Regions from separate parts of the Homo sapiens genome. Here region 1 is linked to region 2. A link is a loop called in an ENCODE intact Hi-C map of the cell type or tissue named here. Cell type or tissue: breast epithelium. All regions are shown on one strand. Links, peaks and the distances in the headings refer to the core of each region. The heading gives the core; the rest is flanking DNA.

The links. Peaks named below come from ENCODE experiments on the same cell type or tissue, not always from the same donor. Only the 100,000 strongest peaks of a DNase experiment are listed, where the experiment ranks them.
Region 1: it touches region 2 in a loop (19-fold over the local background); 1 of 110 quality-filtered maps calls a loop at or near these places.

Annotation. Positions count from the first base shown.
Region 1 is chr9:134,657,556-134,662,914 of GRCh38, forward strand. All of the region lies in intron 1 of COL5A1 (collagen type V alpha 1 chain), which reads left to right. Among named protein-coding and RNA genes, the nearest start is that of COL5A1-AS1, 7.4 kb to the left of the region's middle. RefSeq lists an enhancer at 25-832. In breast epithelium, for the core only: a CTCF peak has its summit at 3,017; a DNase peak (open chromatin) is centred at 4,787; H3K4me3 peaks cover 377 bases; H3K27ac peaks cover 3,430 bases.
Region 2 is chr9:134,570,433-134,575,791 of GRCh38, forward strand. No RefSeq gene overlaps it. Among named protein-coding and RNA genes, the nearest start is that of COL5A1, 69 kb to the right of the region's middle. RefSeq lists an enhancer at 2,071-2,120. In breast epithelium, for the core only: no CTCF peak of the experiment used is centred there; no DNase peak of the experiment used is centred there.

The DNA of each region.
Region 1 (5,359 bases), core at 110-5,109, 87 kb after region 2:
GGGGGTGGTGTAGGGGGTGTAGTTTATAGATAATATGGAGGGTGGGTTGGGGGTGTAGTTTATAGATAATATGGGGGGTGGGGTAGGGGGTGCAGTTTATAGATAATATGGGGGGTGAGGGCTGTGGAACCTTCCTCTGTATTCAGTTCCCAGGAGCTTCTCCAGATGAGTTTCCTTTGCCCGGGGGTGCCAGGCCTGACGGGGAAGGGCAGGGGGTGGGACAGGACCTGCCTGGACTCCTGGAGAGGACTCTGATGTCTTCTGGGGAGGGGGCACAGAGTCAGTGGCCTGGCTTATGGCCTGGGGGCCGTTTGGCAGATGAATAAGCTCAGACTTAGAAGGTGTGGGTTCCTGGTGTCACAGGCTGGTGAGGAGTGGGGAGACCAGGCCTGGGAGTCCTGGCCTGTCGGGTGGGCTTCACTGACGAGGGATGGGCCGGGCACGGAGATGCTGCTGGCTATGGCGGACTGCACTCGGAGTCCTGTCGCTGGGGAAAGCAACCCTGCCCGTCTCTTGCCACCGTCAGGGGACGGTGTTCAAAACTGGGTCTTTTCTCAGCCTCAGTGGGCTGGAGGGGTCCCAGGCTTTCTAATGCAGGGGCTTTCTGCCCAGGGCAGGCTCTGAGGACCAATGTTCACCCTACAACCGTGGTGGTGGGCAGCTCGCCCCTCTGTGAGCAGGCAGCACCCACGCTGGGAGGTTCTGGACCCCGGCCTCCGCAGCCCATAGGTTTCACCATTACCCTGAAAATCTCCTTGCTCACCAGTGATAAAGGAAAGCAGCTCCGAAGTGCAGACACCCGCTCCCTCTTTCTTTCCTTTTCTGGCTGCCCGGGTCTCCAGTTCTGCTGGGACAGCCCTGGGAGGGGCAGCCCAAGCCAAGCCTGCATGTGCCCCCGCCCCTGCACGTCCCCCCGCCCCTGCTGGGCCTGTCCTTGCACGCCCTGGGCCCCTTCACATGCATACGCTCCCACCTCCCCTTCCTGCAGCTAGGGCCTGGCCGATTACAAACAGCTGCCTAGCCCTCAAGCAGGATTTGCAGGCCCCGGAGAGGGGCTATAGTCCGAGGGCAGTGTGGGCCTAAAGGCATGTCGGGGGTCTTAATGGAAGCCGACGCCCCTCTTGTACCCTGCCCGGCTTCTGTCCCCTGGAGGGTGGCGGGGGGTGGGGCAGGCACCCTGTGGTTGTGCGGAGAGCAGCTGGGAGGCTCTGGCTCCAGGCCTGGAGGGGAGGGGCTGCTGGGCTCCAGGTGGGCTCTGGGGTCCTGGCCCTCTTCAAGGTCTCTCCGGAGCCCGGAAACTGAAATGTCAGTTAAGGTAGAAATTCACATGAGACATACGAGGGAGGGGTTCGCTGAGACTTTTCTCTGCAGGTGAAGAGTAGGACTCTCTGGGACTTGTCTTCTTCTGACCTGACCCCAAGTGCCTTCACACTGTGTTTTATCCCGATGGCCTCTGTGTAAGGCAGGAGGTGTCATCCCATTTTACAGGTGAGAAGCAGGCTCAGAGGCCCTGCAGCTAGGAAGTGGCAGAGTTAGGCCTTTAAAATAGCCTTTGAGGCCGGGTGTGGTGGCTCAGGCCTGTAATCCCAGCACTTTGGGAGGCTGAAGCGGGTGGATCACAAGGTCAGGAATTTGAGACTGGCCAATATGGTGAAACCCTGTCTCTACTAAAAATACAAAAAACTTAGCCGGGCGTGATGGTGCATGCCTGTAATCCCAGCTACTTGGGAGGCTGAGGCAGGAGAATTGCTTGAACCTGGGCGGCAGAGGTTGCAGTGAGCCGAGATGGCGCCATTGCACTCTAGCCTGAGCGACAGAGACTCCATCTCAAAACAATAATAATAATCATAATCATAAAAAAGCCTTTGAGTTGTGGGCATTTGATTCTGTCCAGCTGCTTGGGAACATGCCTGATATGAGTCCAGGCCTTCCGAGAGTGCCAAGTAGCCAAGGAAGGTGGGGTTTTGGTCCCTATCTGAAGGACGGTTGCACTTTTTTTCTTTGGGGTCTTCATCCCTGCAGTAGGCACTGAGAGAGAGGAGCAGGAGGAATGTGAAGTCCGGTGACCCCACCAACAACCCTCTGTCCTCCCTGCCCTCCTGCATCACCATGGCCCTGGTGGCGGGTCTCAGGAGGGAGCGGGGCCTTTTGGATCCTGTCACTCAGCAGCCTCTTCCAAAGCCCACAGAGCCGTGGGCTCCACAGGCGCCCCGAGTACCGTCCTCGATGAGATCTGCGGATTAGATCTGGAGCCTGTGCCCAGCTGTGTGTGCACTGTTTGCTTAAGGGGGTGAGCTGCCCTGGTCTGAGTCAGTTTTTCCATTTTAGCGGGAAGGAAAGAGTGATAGGGGAGGATTATCGCCAGGTAGGTGCTGCCTGTTTAGTTTCAGCCGACACACGGCCAAGGAGAAATGGGGCCCAGCAAGCCAGATGCTATAGCAGATAAGGCGCAGGCGGGCCAGGGGTAGAAATGGACCAGATGTTTCAGGAACTGAGCTGGAATAGCATCACAAAACCCCTCCTGGGTCAGGGACCTGGGCCACGATCCACATCTTTAAACCATCAGCATTTCAGAAAAGAAAAATGCAAACTCTGAGAGAAGCAGTGCCCCAGGCCTGATTTCCAAGTCCACCCTTTATCCTATTAGCAGAACGATGTGTTCTATGTGCCATGAGAGTCCTCAGGTTTGCCAAGGACCAGGCTCAAAAGAGTTTTACTCTTGGTTTTCACTTAAAATGGACCATGAGTCCTAAAGAATTGTCAAAGTCCTCTGAAGATTCGCTACCTGGGTAACTCACCTACGCCTACTGTATGCCCCAGACAGATTCTATTAGGAAAAGTTAGGAAGTTTCAATTTATTAGAAACCAGTGGAATAGAGATGCTGCTGCATATGTGGTCTTAGGCATTTCTAGTTTCAGGTCACCTCAGTAGCCAGAATTCACTGTAAACAGTGGTAACCCAAAGCCCTAGTTCATGCTCATGACATCAAAGCCTCAAACTTCAGTGTCTAGCTAGAGACCAGTGGTGGGAGTGGTGCCCCTGGAGGTTAAGGAGGGTATTGCATCCCAGCTCTACTAGACATTGTGAAAACCTAGGCTTGGCCTGGGTTGTACTAGAGTACTCATGGTGCGACCTCAAAACCATAACTTTCTTCTGTGCCTCAGTTTCTTCATGTGTAAAATGGAGCTGATGATGTCTCTCTACCTCATAGATTTGTGGTGAGCATCTAAGGAGGCACAGTTTAGATCTCTATAGAAACAGGCAAGGTCTCTTTGAGTTCTTCTTGCATCTCAGAGTGCCTGCCACTGTGAGGTGCTCAGTGAATGGTCACTGGGTTGAATTGTGAGTGCTTTGTAAACTCAGAGGGTGCTGACCAGCCCAGAGAATTGCTATGTTTTGAAGTAGCTCTCTGAAGTGGGGTGGAGAGCAGATGTTAGAAGCTGTGAACCATGCACCTGGGTTCTTTTAGGGGAGGATGGAAGGTACCAGAAGAGTGATCTCAGCTTACCACACCCACCACTGGCTGGCAGAGGTGGGGTATGCTGGGTTTGCTGACCCCAAAGAGGCTGGGTGGGAGAGGAAGCCGAGAGTTGCCTAGGGTGGCCTGGGGAGTTTGGTTGGGGAAGTGTCGGGGACACTATTCTCGGTGCTGCATCCAGGGAAGCTGCCCATCAGCCTTCCTTGGATTGGGATCTTTGGGATCAGGGATTCACTAATTGTCCCACATCTGACATTAATCTGGGCTCAGCCATGTGTTGCTGAGCTTCACACAGCTGTTTGCACCACCCCAGATCTTTCAAGGGGTCCCCAAGCAGATGACCAGTTTGCAGCAGGGCGTGTGTGTGAGGTACAGGAGCCTCCAGTCCTGTGGGCAGATGCTGACGGATGGGCTGATGGCTCCCAGCACCAACTGCTTTCTGTCGGTGACTTTCACTCCACCCACCAGTCCTGTGAGGTCAGTACGGTTCTCCTGACTCTGTGAGGACGTGCCCAGTTGACTTGGCCAATAGGGAGCAGAGCTGAGACTTGGTGGCTCTCTTAGACGCCAGTGTCCCCTCTGTGCTGCACCCATACCCCCCTCCCCATGCAACCCTGCCCAGCCCACTGCATCTTCCTGAGAGTTTTCCCAGATGTCACCCAGCACCTTCTTAGCTGTAATCTCTCCAGGCCCTTTCAACCTAAATGTCTTTAATTCTGGGATCAATCATCTCACCCTATAAATGACTCCCAGGAGCTCTTCCAGCTGTGCTCCAGAATTCCTTAAGCAGTGCCAACCTCGCTGTTCCTCCGACCGCTTCTTCCCTTTCCAGCCCTTCCCTCCAGCGGCTTCTGTTCTCTAGGATGCTAAGGCGAGTCCCAGGATGGCATTCAACTGGACACGGATGCCAGTGTTGTGAGTGCTCCATGCTGAAAGCCGCCTTCTCTGGGGCGGTTACTCACGCAGAGGCGGGAACCTGACTCTGTGCCTGTCTGTTGGCTTCCGTAATCCAGCCCTCCCTGTGCTGAGTTTAAGCCCAAATGAAATTACTGGGCTCTAAGTATGTGCCTTTCTCCATAAAATGTGATGCCTGGTCAATATCTTGGCCAAAAAAAAAAAAAAAAAAAAATTCCTCTGAAGGAGGGTAGTCTGGTCTCTTTCTAGTCACTTGTGAAAATATTTCCTGATCTGATCTCTGCAGTCGTGTACGCGGCCAGCACATAACTGCCCCCAGGCAGGGCCCTGACTTCCAGGCCGCTCAGGGCAGCTACCCTCCCTGGGATATGTCAAGCTGAGGGCTTCGCACATTCTTCTCTGACAACTCAGCTGGTTTCCAGCCCAGTCCGGCTGCCTCCTTCTTTTCCACTTTGACTTTCCTAACAGCCTGGGAAGCTCTGAAGCCTGTGTTTTCAGGCCTGCCGGTGCCAGTGGAGCTGGCCTAGGCCTCCCCAGCACCCTTCCTGACCCCTACGTAGATGCCCAGTGCTGCCTGCCAAGGACTTTGAATCTCTCCAGTGGGGACATTCCGCGCTCCTTGGGTGATGGGAGGCTGAGGGTAGAAGTGAGGGTTGATTTAAGAGAGCAGCCCAGATGGAAGGGCCTCTGGGGGTTGTTCTCCACCCTCATGCTCTGCAGCCCATATCTCTCCTCTGATCTCTCTCCCGGCCTCAGCTTTCACAGCTCTAGAGTGAGGTGGGGACATGGACGGCTGCCAGCTTGGATGGGGACGGGCTAACTCGCATGAAACCCTCTGGGCTGCAAAGCGATGCTCTGAATCTGTTGTTAATTACATCTTCCTCGGGCCGCAAGTTCTGCACCAGAGTTGGTCACTCTAAACCTGGGGCTGTTAGCTATAGTAGAACCTCATCTGCCTCGTTAGC
Region 2 (5,359 bases), core at 209-5,208:
TGAGCAAACACTGCGGCCTCTGTGGGTAGATGGAAGCCAGCACACAGAGGGGCTGGCAGGAGATGGATCAGGGTGGATGGAGGCGCCATCACTTACTCGAATTACTTAGGAGAGTGGCCAGAGTGGATTTTGAAGAAGTCTGAATTGAGTTGAGGTTGTACGTGCAGCTGTGCGACTTGGTGCGTGTGTTGATCGCTTGGAAACGGTGTGTGAAGGTCACTGGAAGTTGTCTTCTTGAGATCCTTAAAGAAGCAGGTAAACTGAATAGCTGGATTTGTTTTTTCCTTCTGGGTAAACAGTCAGGAGAGGTTTCTGAGAGTGTGTCAAACATTTTCTCAGGATTTTCCAAAGCTTGCTTGGCAGTGGTGCTGGTGACATGAATTTGTGGTGCCCATGAGGAAATGTTTCTTTAAGAAAAGGTTCCATGTTTGCAAAATCGGAATTAGTGTCCAAATTAGTGACAGTCTGTGGTTTTGGAGCCCCCAGGGGGTTAGAAGTGCAGTAAAGTATCAGAGCTAAAAGCAAAGGCTTTAGGATCAGAAACACATCCCGACCTTGGCGGGCAGGTCTCAGCAAAGCGCTCCAAATCCGTGTCCTCATCTGGGAAGTGAGTGTGAGACCCGTGGATGAGGTTGCTGTGAACCTCGCGTGCTTAGCAGGTGCTGGTGCAGAACCGAACCCATGCCTGGCACCCGGCCCACGGCGGCTGCCAGTACCGCACTTGTTGCTGGGATTATCCTGCTTTACATGTTTCCAGCGTCACTGAGCAGGTGGGGACTCATTAGCTGCCGAGAAGCCTTCCGTTCATTCATGTCCCACATCTTCTGATGAGGATTTCAGGTCTCAGGTGGAATTGTTTAGGACATCGTGTTATTGGGATCGTAGTCAAAACTTTTTGGCCGGGCTGGGCGTTCTCATTTTGTGGCACAGCCCAGGGAACGAGTGGAGACCCTCCCTCTGCATCCAGACATCCTGGGCCTCTGCAGCCAAATCCACACTCTCTCTCCCAGGCATCTCTCCCCAGCCCACGGCAAGGCAGCCCTTCCTGTCTCTGCCAGCTCTGCCCTCATACGGGTGTCCTGCTGCCACTGTGACAAATGACCCCCCTGTGTAATGGCTCAAAACAATACAGTTTATTTTCTCACGGATCTGGGGGCTGGAAGTTCACAGTCAGTCTCATGGAGGGGAAGTCAAATTGCCAGCTGGCAGGACTGGCTCCTCCCAGAGGCTCTGGGGGAGAATCCGCAACCCTGCCTTTTCCAGCTTCTAGCGGCCTCCTGCCTTCCTTGGCTTGTGGCCCCTTCCTCTGTCCTCAAAGCACACCCTCCAACCTCCACTTCTGTGGCCCATCACTTCCTAATTCAGACTCCTCCAATCCTCCTGTCTCTCTCCTACGGGGAGCACTGTGACTGCCCCGGGCCCACCTAGATGAACCGGGTTAATCTCCCATCTCAAAATCCTTCATCACAGCTGCGAGGTCCCCTCTGTCCTATAAGATCACATCCTCAGTTTCAGAGATTAGGTCATGGGCATATCCAGCCGACCACACCCACCCATGGTTGCCCCTTTCTCCAGGAAGTTCCCAGGATAGATGGTGTGGGATGATGGAATCACCATCCCTCCCACATCCCTGCACGTGCTGTAGGGGGAAAGCCTGGCCCTGCATGGGTGGCCCCTTGGGAAACTCAGCCCCTCTTCCCAGGGCTCTGGTTCATCTCCTGGGAAACACTCTCCGCTCAGGCTGGGGCAGGCTGTCAGGATGCCCTGAGGCTGGCTGCATGTCCCTTCTCCCCATTTCAGCAGCACCCCTCTCCATACTACCCACCCCCACTCTGCCGCAGCACCAGTATATCAAGTATGACTGCCTGGACAAACACCCTGCTCCACTAGACTTGTGCCCTGCTAGTGTGGATGGGACTTGACTTCTGGTTGGATAGGTGCTGGATAGAGAGGTGTTGAGCTACCGGAAGTCAATGGGGGTTCCGTGAGCCCTCCGTGCGACAGCGGGCCTGGGGCTTGGGGTGCCAGTGGTCAGGCAGCTGCTGGAAATTGAAGTTGCCCTATAGCAAGCCTCCTTGGGACTCCCACTCTACTAGGTCATGGACCAGGGATGATGGGGGTGAGCCATCTTCTCCCAGGCTGTGGAGAACTCAGGGGCAGATAGGAGCCCAGGTGACCCGACAGTCCTACCGCCAGCCCTGTGCCTGATGACGGGGTGCAGCAGAGCTGGGGTCCCACCCGCCTGCCGCTGAGCGGGGGCCAGGACACTTCCTCTGTCTCCTATACCAAGGGCCTTCCCCAGTGATGCTTTCTGTTCATTCAGTGGTGTGTGTTGAGCACCTGCTGCATGCAGGTCCTGGGCTAGGAGTCAGAGGGTCGCCTGTGAGCACCTACTGTGTGTGAGTCCTTACCTGAGTGTCAGGAGGGTCGCCTGTGAGCACCTACTGTGTGTTGGTCCTTGCCTGGGTGTCAGAGGGGCGTCTGTGAACACCTACTGTGTGTGACTCCTTGCCTGGGTGTCAGGGGGCGCCTGTGAGCACCTACTGTGTGTGACTCCTTGCCTGGGTGTCAGAGGGGCGTCTGTGAGCACCTACTGTGTGTGACTCCTTGCCTGGGTGTCAGGAGGGTCGCCTGTGAGCACCTACTCTGTGTGACTCCTTGCCTGGGTGTCAGAGGGGCGTCTGTGAGCACCTACTGTGTGTGACTCCTTGCCTGGGTGTCAGGGGGCGTCTGTGAGCACCTACTGTGTGTGACTCCTTGCCTGGGTGTCAGGGGGCGTCTGTGAGCTCCTACTGTGTGTGAGTCCTTGCCTGGGAGTCAGAGGGTCGCCTGTGAGCACCTACTGTTTGTGACTCCTTGCCTGGGTGTCAGGGGGCGCCTGTGAGCACCTACTGTGTGTGACTCCTTGCCTGGGTGTCAGGGGGCGTCTGTGAGCACCTACTGTGTGTGAGTCCTTGCCTGGGTGTCAGAGGGGCGTCTGTGAGCACCTACTGTGTGTAAGTCCTTGCCTGGGTGTCAGGGGGCGTCTGTGAGCACCTACTGTGTGTTAGTCCTTGCCTGGGTGTCAGGGGGCGTCTGTGAGCTCCTACTGTGTGTGAGTCCTTGCCTGGGAGTCAGAGGGTCGCCTGTGAGCACCTACTGTGTGTGACTCCTTGCCTGGGTGTCAGGGGGCGTCTGTGAGCACCTACTGTGTGTTAGTCCTTGCCTGGGTGTCAGAGGGCGCCTGTGAGCACCTACTGTGTGTGACTCCTTGCCTGGGTGTCAGGGGGCGTCTGTGAGCACCTACTGTGTGTGACTCCTTGCCTGGGTGTCAGGGGGCGCCTGTGAGCACCTACTGTGTGTGACTCCTTGCCTGGGTGTCAGGGGGTGCCTGTGAGCACCTACTGTGTGTGACTCCTTGCCTGGGTGTCAGGGGGCGTCTGTGAGCACCTACTGTGTGTGAGTCCTTGCCTGGGTGTCAGGGGGCACCTGTGAGCTCCTACTGTGTGTTAGTCCTTGCCTGGGAGTCAGAGGGTCGCCTGTGAGCACCTACTGTGTGTGACTCTTTGCCTGGGAGTTAGAGGGTCGCCTGTGAGCACCTACTGTGTGTGAGTCCTTGCCTGGGTGTCAGGGGGCGCCTGTGAGCACCTACTGTGTGTTAGTCCTTGCCTGGGTGTCAGGGGGCGTCTGTGAGCTCCTACTGTGTGTTAGTCCTTGCCTGGGTGTCAGGGGGCGCCTGTGAGCACCTACTGTGTGTGAGTCCTTGCCTGGGTGTCAGGGGGCGCCTGTGAGCACCTACTGTGTGTGAGTCCTTGCCTGGGAGTCAGAGGGTCGCCTGTGAGCACCTACTGTGTGTGAGTCCTTGCCTGGGTGTCAGGGGGCGTCTGTGAGCTCCTACTGTGTGTGAGTCCTTGCCTGGGAGTCAGAGGGGCGCCTGTGAGCACCTACTGTGTGTTAGTCCTTGCCTGGGTGTCAGGGGGCGTCTGTGAGCACCTACTGTGTGTGAGTCCTTGCCTGGGTGTCAGGGGGCGCCTGTGAACACCTACTGTGTGTGAGTCCTTGCCTGGGAGTCAGAGGGTCGCCTGTGAGCACCTACTGTGTGTTAGTCCTTGCCTGGGTGTCAGGGGGCATCCGTGAGCTCCTACTGTGTGTGAGTCCTTGCCTGGGAGTCAGAGGGGCGCCTGTGAGCACCTACTGTGTGTGAGTCCTTGCCTGGGTGTCAGAGGGGCGTCTGTGAGCACCTACTGTGTGTTAGTCCTTGCCTGGGTGTCAGAGGGGCATCTGTGAGCACCTACTGTGTGTTAGTCCTTGCCTGGGTGTCAGGGGGCACCTGTGAGCTCCTACTGTGTGTGAGTCCTTGCCTGGGAGTCAGAGGGTCGCCTGTGAGCACCTACTGTGTGTGACTTCTTGCCTGGGTGTCAGGGGGCGTCTGTGAGCACCTACTGTGTGTGAGTCCTTGCCTGGGAGTCAGGGGGCGCCTGTGAGCACCTACTGTGTGTGAGTCCTTGCCTGGGTGTCAGGGGGCGTCTGTGAGCTCCTACTGTGTGTGAGTCCTGTGCTAGATGCTTCAGGGCACTGCTGAGTGGCAAAGCACATGGGCAGAGAGACAGACACCCACCTCCAGCACCATGTAGAAAACCCCACGTGGGGTGCTCCCAGGGGCCCACGGGAACATGGAACAGGGAGAAGGTTCAGCCCAGAAAGGTGGTTGGCCAGGGAAACCATGGAGGTGCTGGAGGAAAAGGTCCAGGTACTTTGGGCAGATCCAGCTCTTCTCCCTCATCACAGACTTTCCCGTGTGCCCTTCTGTCAGGGCTGGAGTCACTAGGCTTGAGGTCTGTGGCAAGCCCCGGGCTTCTCTGGGCCTCAGTTTCCTCCCCGATCAATAGGCATAGTGCACTTGCCCTGCTTTTTCAGATGAGACGATGGTGGCGCTGGGGCCTTGTGTACTTGGCACTCTCTGATTTCAGAGGAGCATTTTGAGTTTTCTCCAGCCCTGGGCACCTACCTGGCCCTCTCTGTCTCCTGCCCGTTCCGTGGTGGTTCCCTGTGCAGCAGGCCTTCCTTGGTATCTAACCCACTGAAGGCAAGACATGTGAGGGCGTGGGTGCCCCTGACGGCTCCCACTTGGGCTGGGGCTGCCCTTGACCTCCACTCGTCAGCCATCAGAATCCCTTCTGCTGTTTGCCTTGGCCTGGGTGCCTCCCTGCAGCCTCAGTGCCCCAGCAGTCAATGTAAACCTGCCCTGCCTCAGGAATTCCAGACACAGCCTGCCCCGAGGGGCCCCAAGGGGAAGGGAGGGATGGCTGCATTCTTGGAAATGCCGAGGAACTGGGAACCAGATATCCCCCCACTAGCATCCCACAGCCCTGGATTCAGA